2 separate regions of the Homo sapiens genome follow, and region 2 is linked to region 1. Evidence: chromatin contacts called from ENCODE Hi-C data. All regions are on one chromosome and are shown on one strand. The core of a region is the stretch at or near the end of the contact, and the rest is flanking DNA. Distances in the headings are between cores, read along the strand shown.

What was found. Hi-C counts contacts between places; a loop is a spot of excess contacts on that map. Pooled maps may share reads with other maps.
Region 2: a map of CD8-positive, alpha-beta T cell shows a loop between it and region 1 (5-fold over the local background). The contact joins the promoter of ZNHIT6 here to the promoter of PKN2 in region 1. A Hi-C loop is called at or near these places in 2 of 168 maps with a recorded cell type or tissue (CD8-positive, alpha-beta T cell and naive thymus-derived CD4-positive, alpha-beta T cell) and 9 of 50 pooled maps.

What each region holds. Positions count from the first base shown.
Region 1 is chr1:88,681,680-88,687,231 of GRCh38, reverse strand. It overlaps PKN2 (protein kinase N2), which reads right to left and starts at 2,959. Exons shown (of 22, transcript NM_006256.4): 1 at 2,604-2,959. The coding sequence starts at 2,651. It overlaps PKN2-AS1 (PKN2 antisense RNA 1), which reads left to right and starts at 2,028. Exons shown (of 4, transcript NR_110682.1): 1 at 2,028-2,068. RefSeq lists enhancers at 2,685-2,764, 2,795-3,124.
Region 2 is chr1:85,707,183-85,712,734 of GRCh38, reverse strand. It overlaps ZNHIT6 (zinc finger HIT-type containing 6), which reads left to right and starts at 4,302. Exons shown (of 10, transcript NM_017953.4): 1 at 4,302-5,106. The coding sequence starts at 4,451. RefSeq lists enhancers at 3,379-4,211, 4,150-4,509, 4,212-5,045.

The sequences.
Region 1 (5,552 bases), core at 1,710-4,209:
TTAAAAACATTACTCCATGCTATTACAGTAATTAACAAGACAGAATACTGTAGTTTCAGATTTTCTTACTTTGCCTTTCCATGACCAAAAGCCAATTCCAGCTCAAGCAGTGGAGTATTTCAAATTCTACAATTTGAAAAAATAATGAAAAGCTGGATATATTTCTAAATAAATATCAATTTTATTAAAGCCAGGTTGTAATATGTAACTTTCAGAGTAAACAAGTATTCCTGAGACAGGATACATAGCAAAGTAACAGTTTTAACCATTAAATACATCTTAAAACTGGCTACAAAACTTCTTAAATACTTAAAATCTGTATGGCAGAGAAGAATTAAGAACTTCATATTAAACAGTATTTCAGTCTAAATTCAAACAATTTAGAAGCTTTTTAAAAAAGTGAATCTTGAAACAAAAGTTTAATAAATACTTGGTTGCTGTACACTAAGTTTCAGGACCCAATGAAATAAAAAGTCTGAATAGATGGAAATATTTGGAGAAGCAAACTTTATGACTATTTATCTTTAAGTGTTGATATAAGTAATAGTCGCAAACATTTTAATAAACACGATAAAGTTTAAATGCAATAACTTTTATCAAAACTGGGAGTCAAATAAACCAAGAAAATGACTTGGATATATGACAACCTATAAGGTAACACTTAATAAAAACTATTCTTTTTCTGGAAGGGGTTATATTTCAGTTTATCTAGAAGCTTAACTTTAGGTATTCCTCTATTTTGGTCGTATTTCTAGGTCATCATATTTAAAATTTCTTCCTTCTTTGCTTGCTTCCTTGTTATTATCAAAATTGATCTTATTAATTAAAAGATCCTAAATGTTATTAATACACATGAAAATATATTTTCAGTTCCAGTGCCAAAGTAGGTGTCTTTTATGCCAACTTTCTATAACATACAAGTACCAATGCCAAATATATTGTAACTCTAACACTGCTCAATTCAAAAGAAAAGTGACCCTATCATCTTTCTCAATCAAAACCAAAGTATGTTTTTCATGGTTCAAGACCAGGCAATGTAAAGTATTTCTGACTTGCCTCACATCATCTTCATTTTAAAAGCTCATGTAAATTATTTACTATTAATAAAATAGTAAATTCCATTCATTTAGCAAATGTGGTATGCTGTAAGATCTGCTTATAAAAGGCTAACTGTAATTAAAATACTACATAGCAACATTTTCAATTATATGAAATTCAGCTTTGCATTACCAAAGGATTCTAAATGTGCAACACTGCATTGATATACATTGTTAAAGTCTCTATTTTTGTGGAGGAAATATCAACCATTATACCAAAGTTTTCAAGCTTACGTCTGACTGCACAAGAAACCAAACTTATAAAGAGATTTCTTAAAAAGTATATTTAAACAAGAAATTTAGATGCAGTTGCAATACTTAATTTTGACATCAACTCTTCAGAATTTCTTGATTTAGTCTTTTTTTTAAAAAAAATTAACTGTCCAACACACAAAAAGAAATGCAGGCATGCTATTTTTTTCTCCTAATTCCCATCTACAATCTTTGAGTAGCTAAAAGATAACTATATTAAAATAAAGCAAAATAACTTTTAAGTCAAAAAACAAACATCTCTGGAACACTCCCAAGTAATGAAAAACCCGACAGGGTAGCTTAAGTCCCCATGTACACCATAGAGATCTAAAGAAAATCGTGCCTACATTATCAAATATTTATCTGGAAATGGGAAATAACATTGCTACTCGACATGACTTAACTAAGCGATCTACTTTGCTCTCATCTTTTGCAGACATGTGGTGCCCAATGTTTTCCCTTAGTCGACTGCTTTCTCATTAGTAAACAACTTATTAGCTCTTTCTCTGGTGCTCAAATGAGAGGGAAAATGAAAGTCTGAAAAGCATCAGCATCTGAGCTCCCGGATCTGGGCAGGGGTAGCAGAGAAAGGCACCCTGTATTTATCACTCGGTTAAAAAAAAAAAAAGAAAGGAAAAGAAAAGAAAAAGATAACCCTCAAAATAGAGGAAAGAAACTCTGTCACCTGAAGAGGGCTGCTGAAGTGAAGCAAACATTTGGTGAGACTCGTTTTTTAAAAAAACTTGTCTAGGGGCTGGAAGTTATGGGGGCGCTCTTTGTGCGGAGTCTGAGGGGAGGGGGAGGGACAAGAAAACAGCTTGGGAGTCATTCAAAGGAGTTTAAGGAGCGGTGTACGGAGGAAAGGCGGGGCGGGGCCCGGCCGCGCGAAGGGAGGGGGCAACAGGGGCGTTCGCGGGTAGCTCTGACACCGAGGGAGGGGGCGACGGGCCGGCCTCTCCGGGGACCAGGCGAGAGCAGGCTCCCGCTGCAGCAGGGCTGCAGAGATGGGGTCCCCTCTGGTAGGCAGAATCAAACCAAAGCGGTGGCAGGCCAGGGCTTTGGCGGGGGAGAGGGTCCGGCTCCCCAGGGAAGCGGTTCCCCGAGGGAAGCATTTCCCGAGTGACATCCCGGAGTTTCCGCACTTAGCGGGCTAGGGGCGCGGCGGCCGCAGGGCTTTCCTCGGTCCCCGACGCCGCGCGGGGCTCTCTCCCTGTCTCCTCCGCCAGCGCCTCTCACCAGGGCCGCGGCCCTTACCTGCAGTTCCGTGAGCAGAATCTCCCCCCGTTCGGGGTTGGACGCCATTGCGCTCCGGTATGGACTCCGCACCTGGACGCGGCCGCCTCTGGCGAAGGGAGAAGGCGGGACGGGGCTCGGGGTGGGGGTGAGGAGAGGGGAGAGAAAGAAAAAAAAAAAAACAACTAGGGATTCATGGAGGCGCAGCCCCTGCTGGAGGCGCGGCTTATTCCGTCCGGTTCATCGAGAGCGGCGGGGAGCTAGGGCACTCGTAGCGGGCTTCCTCTCGCCGCCCTCACCGGACTGTTCGTCTAGTCGCTCCCTCTGGGCGACGCCAGGAGCCGCCTCAAGCCTCTCCGTGCGGGCGCTGCGGCCGCGGCTGCAGCTCCTCCTGTCGCACCATTTGGCTGTCACCGCGTCGCAAAAGCGGCCTCACTTGGCGGCTGCCAGCACACGTGACGGCGGCAGCCACTGCCCCTCATCGGGCAGGGAAGGTGGGGCGGAGGGGTTCCCTAGGGCGAACGCGGCGAGGGGGCGGGGCGTCTTCCGACCCGACTCCGCGGCGAGGGCAGCCATTGGACTCGGCTGGGGTGAAAATGAGGGGAAAGGACTGGGCTCGAGTCTCTGGGGAGGCGGGAAGAGGAAGAAAACACACGCCTACTTTCCTGCTGCGTTTAACGGCTTCACTGTGAACGCTAGAACTCGGGAGCCTGCTCGCTGTTGTTTTTTCGGGTTTCGTTTTTTTTTTCTTTCTTTTTTTTTTTTCCCAGTTCCACCTTGCCGAAACTTGGGCCTAACTTTAACAGGCCCTTTTCTAACCTCCATAACCCAAAGAGCTTCGGGACTCAGATCTTACAGATTATTCCTCTGCTCTCCCCTTGACCCCCACGTCAACCCAAACTAATAATCTTGCCTTTTGCTCACCCTCAAACCCAGCCCCCAGCGCGCCTTCTCGACCAGTTAAGGTGCACAGCTAGCTAAACGGGTATGGTCTGTACTTTTCATGAAATGTAAGCGGCTGGATCCCTGGCAACTTTTAATGTACGGCCTTTAAGATGTCTTTTTCTTGAGGTTGAACTACTGTTGCTTGTACTGGAGAACTGTACAGAGCTGAGAATTAGCTGGGTTTTTTTGGGTTGTTTTAACTTTATTTAAGGGAGGGGGAGGTGGGACGGGATTACCCTCGGGAAAGGAAAAAAGCCACCTTTCCTTGGCGTGGTAAGCATTAAAGCTAACCTGACTACTTAGTAAAATATAGCTAAGTAAAGTAAATCTAGGTGTTTGTTTTTAATGACACTATGGTATTAAGGAATTTCGAAGTCTCCTACAGGTAGCTTTTGTTTTTGTTTTGTCTGAGCAGTGAATGGATAGGTAAACGCGTAACTTTTGATTTTTTGAAGCTGCGGTACAATACCTTTGTTAAAACTACCTGGAGAGAGTGGTAAGGGTTATTTAGGTACGTTGCTACTTAGAAAGGGCATTCGTTGACATATTTCTTAGGAAGTGTAACATTATGTACTTCTCACACGCTCCATGTAACTCTGTTGGCCTGATGCCAGGACTTAACGTCTATCCTTTTGCCTTCTCAAGTCTCATACATCAATTCAGCAAACATGTATTGAAGATCTGGAGTTCTGTGGCCACAGTTTCTGAACTCTAACTTATCATATGTGTGATAAAGAATTTTTCTGGTGTGTACTTCACAAGTCTTACAACTATTTATGTGTCTAGTATATTGCCTTGGTTGAAGATGATAATTAAATACATGAAAGAACACTTGGAAAGGCCGGGATATGATTACCTTTACTGGTAACTAAAAGCCAGATGGTTTCCTAGGCTTTGGAGTTACAGAAAGGATTAGGAGTTCTTATCCGGCCAGGCGCAGTGGTTCACGCCTTTAATCCCAGCACTTTGGAAGGCCAAGGCTGGCCGATCATCTGAGGTCGGGAGTTCGAGACCAGCCTGGCCAACTTGGTGAAACTGTCTCTACTAAGAATACAAAAACTAGCTGGGCGTGGTGGTGTGCGCCTGTAATCCCAGCTACTCGGGAGGCTGAGGCAGGGGAATTGCTTGAACCCAGGAGGTAGAGGTTGCAGTAAGAGTGAGACACTGCCTCAAAAAAAAAAAAAAAAAGGTACTTATCCTTGGGGTGACTGGAGAATTCTTTGGGGAAGCCAACTTATGTCCGAACAACAATAATGCCATTTTAAGTAATAGATACAGTGTTAGGGGAGCACTGCATGCATTTGTGTGTGTGTGTGTATAATGTTTTATTATGGTAAAATGCATAATCAAATTTATTATAACCATAAGTGTACAATTCAGGGGCATTGAATGCACACAGATTTATTTATTTATTTATTTTTGAGACAGAGTCTCGCTGTGTCACCAGGCTGGAGTGCAGTGGTGCCATCTCAGCTCACTGCAACCTCCGCCTCCCAGGTTCAAGTGATTCTCCTGCCCCAGCCTCCTGAGTAGCTGGGACCACAGGCGCATGCCAACACTCCTGGCTAACTTTTGTATTTTTAGTAGAGACGGGTTTCACCATGTTGGCCAGGTTGGTATCGATCTTTTGACCTCGTGACCCTCCTGCCTCGGCCTCCCAGAGTGCTGGGATTACAGGTGTGAGCCACCGTGCCTGGCGTACAAATTTATTTTTGTCAAGGCTTACTGCAGAATGGATTTGAGATGGCTGACATGCACATAGAAGGTGATTAATAATGGTGGAACTAAGAGTTAACTGTGCAAGGGCTTAGAAATACAGTCAATGAGCAGTCTTTGTAAAAATTAATTTAGATATAAATGTTCACATTTCAGCATCATGTAATTTTAGAACTAGAAGTGACTTGAAATATCTAGCTTAACTCCTATTGTAGGTAGGAAAAAAAATTAATAGTTTCCTTAGCTAATTAGAAGCAAGACAGCAGTATTACTTAGTGGCAGAGATGGGGACTATTACCTAAGTCTCCT
Region 2 (5,552 bases), core at 3,053-5,552, 3.0 Mb after region 1:
TCTGATAACAAAACCTAACATTACAAGAAAAAAGAACTACAGATAAATAAACATCCTTCATAGACGAAAACTCCTAAACAAAATGTAAGTTAATTGAATACAATTATATAGAGATATTATAAAACATTTGAGTTTATTAAGGTTGCAGGATATGAAATCAAAATACAAAAATCAATTGTATTTCTGCAACCTAGCAATGAAAAATCCAAAATGAAATTAAATGAGTAATTTCATTCAAAATCACATCAAGGCCAGGTGTGGTGGCTCACGCCTGTAATTTCAGCACTTTGAGAAGCTGAGGTGGGCGGATCCCTTGAGCCCAGGAGTTTGAGACCATCCTGGGCAACATGGCAAAACCCCATCTCTACAAAAAATACCAAAAAAAATTTAGCTGGGCATGGTGGCATGCGCCTGTGGTCCCAGCTACTTGGGAGGTTGAGGTGGGAGAATAGCTTCAACTCAGGAGGTCGAGGCTGCAGTGAGCCATGATTTTGCCACTGTACTCCAGCCTGGGTGACAGAGGGAGACCCTGTGTCAATTTAAAAAAAAACAAAAACCACATCAAGAATAAAATGCTTAGGAATAAATTTAGCAAAAGATATGTAAAAACTTGTACACTGAAAACTACAAAGCATTGTTAAGTGAAGTTAAAGACAATATAAATAAATGGATGGCATTCCGTTTTCATGGATAAGACACAATGTTGTTAAGATGACAATCCTCCCCTCACTTATCTATATATTCCACACAATCCCTATGAAAATCCCACAAGTTCTTTTGTAGAAATTGACAAGCTGGCACTAAATACACAGAGATGCAAACAACCAAGAATAGCCAACACAATTTTCAAAAGAAAAGAAAGTTGGACTTACTATAAAGTTATAATAGAGTATGGTATTTGTGTAAGGATAGACATATAGATCAGTAAAACAGAATATAAGGTCCAGAAATAAATCTTTATCTTTGTGGTCAATTGATTTTTTTAAATATCAAGGCAATTCAAGGAAAAAGAATAGGCTTCAACAACTGGTGCTTGGACAATAAGATATCCATATTAAAAAAAAGAAACTTAAACCATTACCTTGTCCACCTTATGGATGATATCCTTAGTTCTGCCACATGTGGGTTCCACCAACCATGGATCAAATTTCCACAGCTGGTGGAACCTACAGATGTGGAACCATGGATGCAGATGGCAGATTGTAGGACTTGAGCGTTCTCAGATCTGTGGTGGTCCTGGAACCAATCCCCACAGAAACAGAGGGATGACTCTAGATACAAAAGCCAACTCAAAATGGATCACAGACCTAAATGTAAAAGCTAAAACTATAAAACTTCTAGAAAATATAGGAGAAATATCTCTTTGCAACCTTGGGCTAGGCAAAAAGTTATTAGTGTGACACAAAAAGCACCATTCATTTAAAAATTGAGAGGCTGGGTGCAGTGGCTCACTCCTGTAATCCCAGCACTTTGGGAGGTGGGTGGATTACCTGAGGTCAGGAGTTCGAGACCAGCCTGGCCAACATGGTGAAACTCCATCTCTAATAAAAATACAAAAATAATTAGTCAGGTGTGGTGGCACCTGCCTGTAGTCCCAGCTACTCGGGAGGCTGAGGCAGGAGAATCACTTGAACCCAGAAGGCGGAGGTTGCAGTGAGCAGAGATCCCGCCATTGCACTCCAGCCTGGGTGACAAGAGCGAGACTCCATCACAAAAAATAAAAATAAAAATTGATAAACTGGATTTAATTGAAGTGTAAAATTTTTGCTCTTTTAAAGATACAACTAAGAAAAGGAAAAGCCACAAACTGGGAGAAAATATTTGCGAACCATACAAGGAATTGGTATTAATTATGCATTGCTTTGTATCAATTATCCAGAAATTTGGCAGTTTAAAACAAGAAACATTTATCCCCTCCCACAATTTCTGAGTGTCCGGAATCTGGGTTCAGTTGTTGGCCAGAGCCGCAGTCATGTAAAGCTGGACTAAGACTAGAGAATCTTCCTCCAAACACATTCATATGCTATTGACAGGCTGAAATTCCTTGCTGATTGTTGGCCAGTGCATTCGTTTGCCAAGGCCACTATAATGAACTAGCATAGACTGAGTGACTTAAATTTATTTTCTCACAGTTCTAGACGCTAGAACTCCAAAATAAGTTGTCACCAGTCTTGTTTTTTTCTGAGGCCTCTCTCGCTGGCATGCAGGTGGCCACCTCACTGTATCATCGTATAGTCTTTTCTCTCTGCAGGCATCCCTCGTGTCTCTTTTTGTGTCCAAATTTCCTCTTCTTATAAAGATATCAGTCAGATTGGATTAGGGCCGACCTTAATGGTCTCATTTTAACGAAATCACCTTTAAAGGTCCTATCTCCAAATATACTCACAGTCTAAGGTACTGGGTGTTACGGATTTAACACACGAATTTGAGGGGACACAATTCAGCCTGTAAGAGCCAGTAACTTCGGCCCACTACCACATGGGCCTCTTGGTACTCACAACCTGGCAGCTTGCTTCCCCCAGAGTGAATGATCTAGGAAGGAGACCAAAAAAGCAAGAGCCTAAGGCAGAAACCACAGCCTTTCTCCAAACCTAATCTTAGAGGTAACGTATTACTTCTGCTGTATGCTATCAGTGACACAGACCAATCCTGGGATGATGCAGGAGCAGTCTACACATTGGTCTGAACACTGTGGGGGTGGAGAATCACTGGGGAACATACTGGTGCTTGTCTACCACAAACCTATATCCATAATATATGAAGAACTACTACAATTTGATAATAAAAGACGTCAATTAAAAATGGGCAAAAGATCTGAATAAACATTTCATTAAAGAAAATATCCAAATGGCCAGTTGGCAGATGAAAAGATGTTCAACATCATTAGTCATTAAAGAAATGTAAATTCTCAATGACGTACCCCTACACATCTATAATCAAATAACTGATAATACTAAGAATTGGCCGGGATGTAGAGAAATAGGAACCCTCAGCCAGTAGGAATGTAAAATGGTATAGCTACTTTGGAAAACAGTTTGGGCATTTCTTTAAAAATTAACATAAATTTATATGGCCCAGCAATTCCACTCCTAGTTATTTACTTAACGGGAAATGTAAACATGTCCACACAAAGACTTGCATATGAATGTGGAAGCAGAATTATTCGTAATAGCCCAAACTGGAAACAAGCCAAATGCCCACCAACTGGTACATGCATGAAAAAACGTGCCACATTCATACAATGCAATGTTATTCAGCAATACCGGGCATTAGGCACTTTCGCCTAATATATTTATGATGTTCTCTGAGAGAATCCTGCAGAATGCTGGGAATGGGGAATAGCCTGACGCAGGCTGTTACTTAGAAAGAATGGAAAGAAAAATTAATGCCCTCTTTCCTACTTGAAACCCATCATGATTCCCAGTTATACACTGAGTTTGTGTCTGTCACTGACAGTTGATTCCTATGCATGATCTCATATTATCTTCGCAATGACACTGGGAGATTTATATTAATAATACCATGCTCCCTAGTTTATAGCTTCAAGAAACTAAAGCTTGCAAAGGTGTAACATCAGGTGTGTCCTTTTTCATACAAGATTGGATTTAATGGTTAACACAGATAAGGGTGGGTTTTCCCATTTCCAGAGTGTAAGGGTTTCGCTTCTCTCCCTCTGCCGGTCTCCTCCACTGTTTACACCCAGTAGGGCGTGGAGGGTGGCCTAGGGTGTGGCCCAGGAGGCTTCCCTAAGGGAAGGGGGTGGTGGAAACCAGGCGGTTTGAAGCCCATCAGGATTCCCAGTTATATATCGAGTTTGTGTCCGTCACTGCTAGTTGATTTCCATGCATGATCTCATATAATCTTTGCAATGACACTGGGAGATTTATATTAATAATACCATGGTCCCTAGTTTATAGCTTTAAGAAACTAAAGCTTGGAAAGGCCTAATAACATCAGGTGTGTCCTCCATTTTCATGCAAGATTGGATTTAATGGTTAACACAGATTAGGGTGGGTTTTCCCACTTCCAGAGTGTAAGGGTTTCGCTTCTCTCCCTCTGCCGGTCTCCTACACTCTTTACACCCAGCAGGGCGTGGAGGGTGGCCCAGGGAGTGGCCCAGGAGGCTTCTCTAAGGGAAGAGGGTGGTGGAAACCAGGAAGGAGACGAGAACCCCAGCGGGCAAGTCACGCAGTTACGCTTGTTCGCCCAGAGAATCCGGCAGGGCCTCCGCAGAGCCGTAAAGAGCTCTACAAGTCGTGAAGGGGCGAGGCGCAAAAGCGTAGCTTTACGGCGATTCGAGCAGTCGCGTCAAGCAGGCTATTCCGGGTTTGTGGCTGCTTGGCTCCACACGTGGGCCGCCGTAGGTATTCCGACCGGTAATTCCTCCTATTGGTGTGCAGCAGCCACATTGAAGGATAGAGTGGCAGCAGAGGCCAAGGATCGTGAGTTGATGGAGTTTGCTGCTGAAAATGAAGGGAAGTCTGGGGGAGGTCTCCACAGCGTAGCTGAGGGGGTGCGGCTAAGTCCAGAGCCTGGCAGGGAGGGAGTAAGGGACTTAGCAGGGGCGGAGGAGTTCGGCGGCGGAGAGGAGGGGACAGGGCTGACAGGGATAAAGGAGATAGGGGATGGAGAGGAAGGAAGTGGACAAAGGCCAGAGGAAATACCGATGGACCTAACGGTAGTGAAGCAGGAAATTATAGACTGGCCAGGTACAGAAGGCAGGTTGGCTGGCCAGTGGGTAGAACAGGAGGTGGAGGATAGGCCTGAGGTGAAGGATGAGAACGCAGGCGTATTGGAGGTGAAGCAGGAGACGGATAGTAGTTTAGTGGTAAAAGAAGCGAAGGTGGGTGAACCAGAGGTAAAGGAAGAGAAGGTAAAGGAAGAGGTAATGGACTGGTCAGAAGTGAAGGAAGAGAAGGATAACTTGGAGATAAAACAGGAGGAGAAGTTTGTTGGTCAATGCATAAAAGAGGAATTGATGCATGGAGAGTGTGTAAAAGAAGAGAAGGATTTCCTGAAGAAAGAAATCGTGGATGATACAAAGGTGAAAGAAGAGCCTCCGATAAATCACCCGGTGGGCTGCAAGCGGAAACTGGCCATGTCAAGGTAGGGCATGGGGGATTCCATTTAGGGGAATAAAGCTGTGGAGTCCTCATGTCTAGAGTGAAGGAAACCACACTATCAGGAGAAGGTGGAATAATGAAAAATGAGCACAAGTTTGGGTTTCTGGAGTCAGACGGCGTTCGCGGGGGTGGGTTGGGAAGTGGAGGGTGTTGTACATGACAACACAACAAATTCAGTGAAAATACATGAAATTAGTAGTGTCCAATGGGTAATGGTCAAGTTAGGAAAGTGGAAATTCTGGGGACCAAAAGATCAGTTGGAACTGGATCTGGCTTGACTTAATATGCTCTTTACTCGGTATTCCTTTGAGAGAGAATAGAGATGAGAAAGTCTAATAAAACTAACAATGACAAAGTAGATTAAGTTAAAACTAGGCAAAAATACACTTGACCTCAATTATCAAGCTTCTTCATGGGTGCTGTGAATAT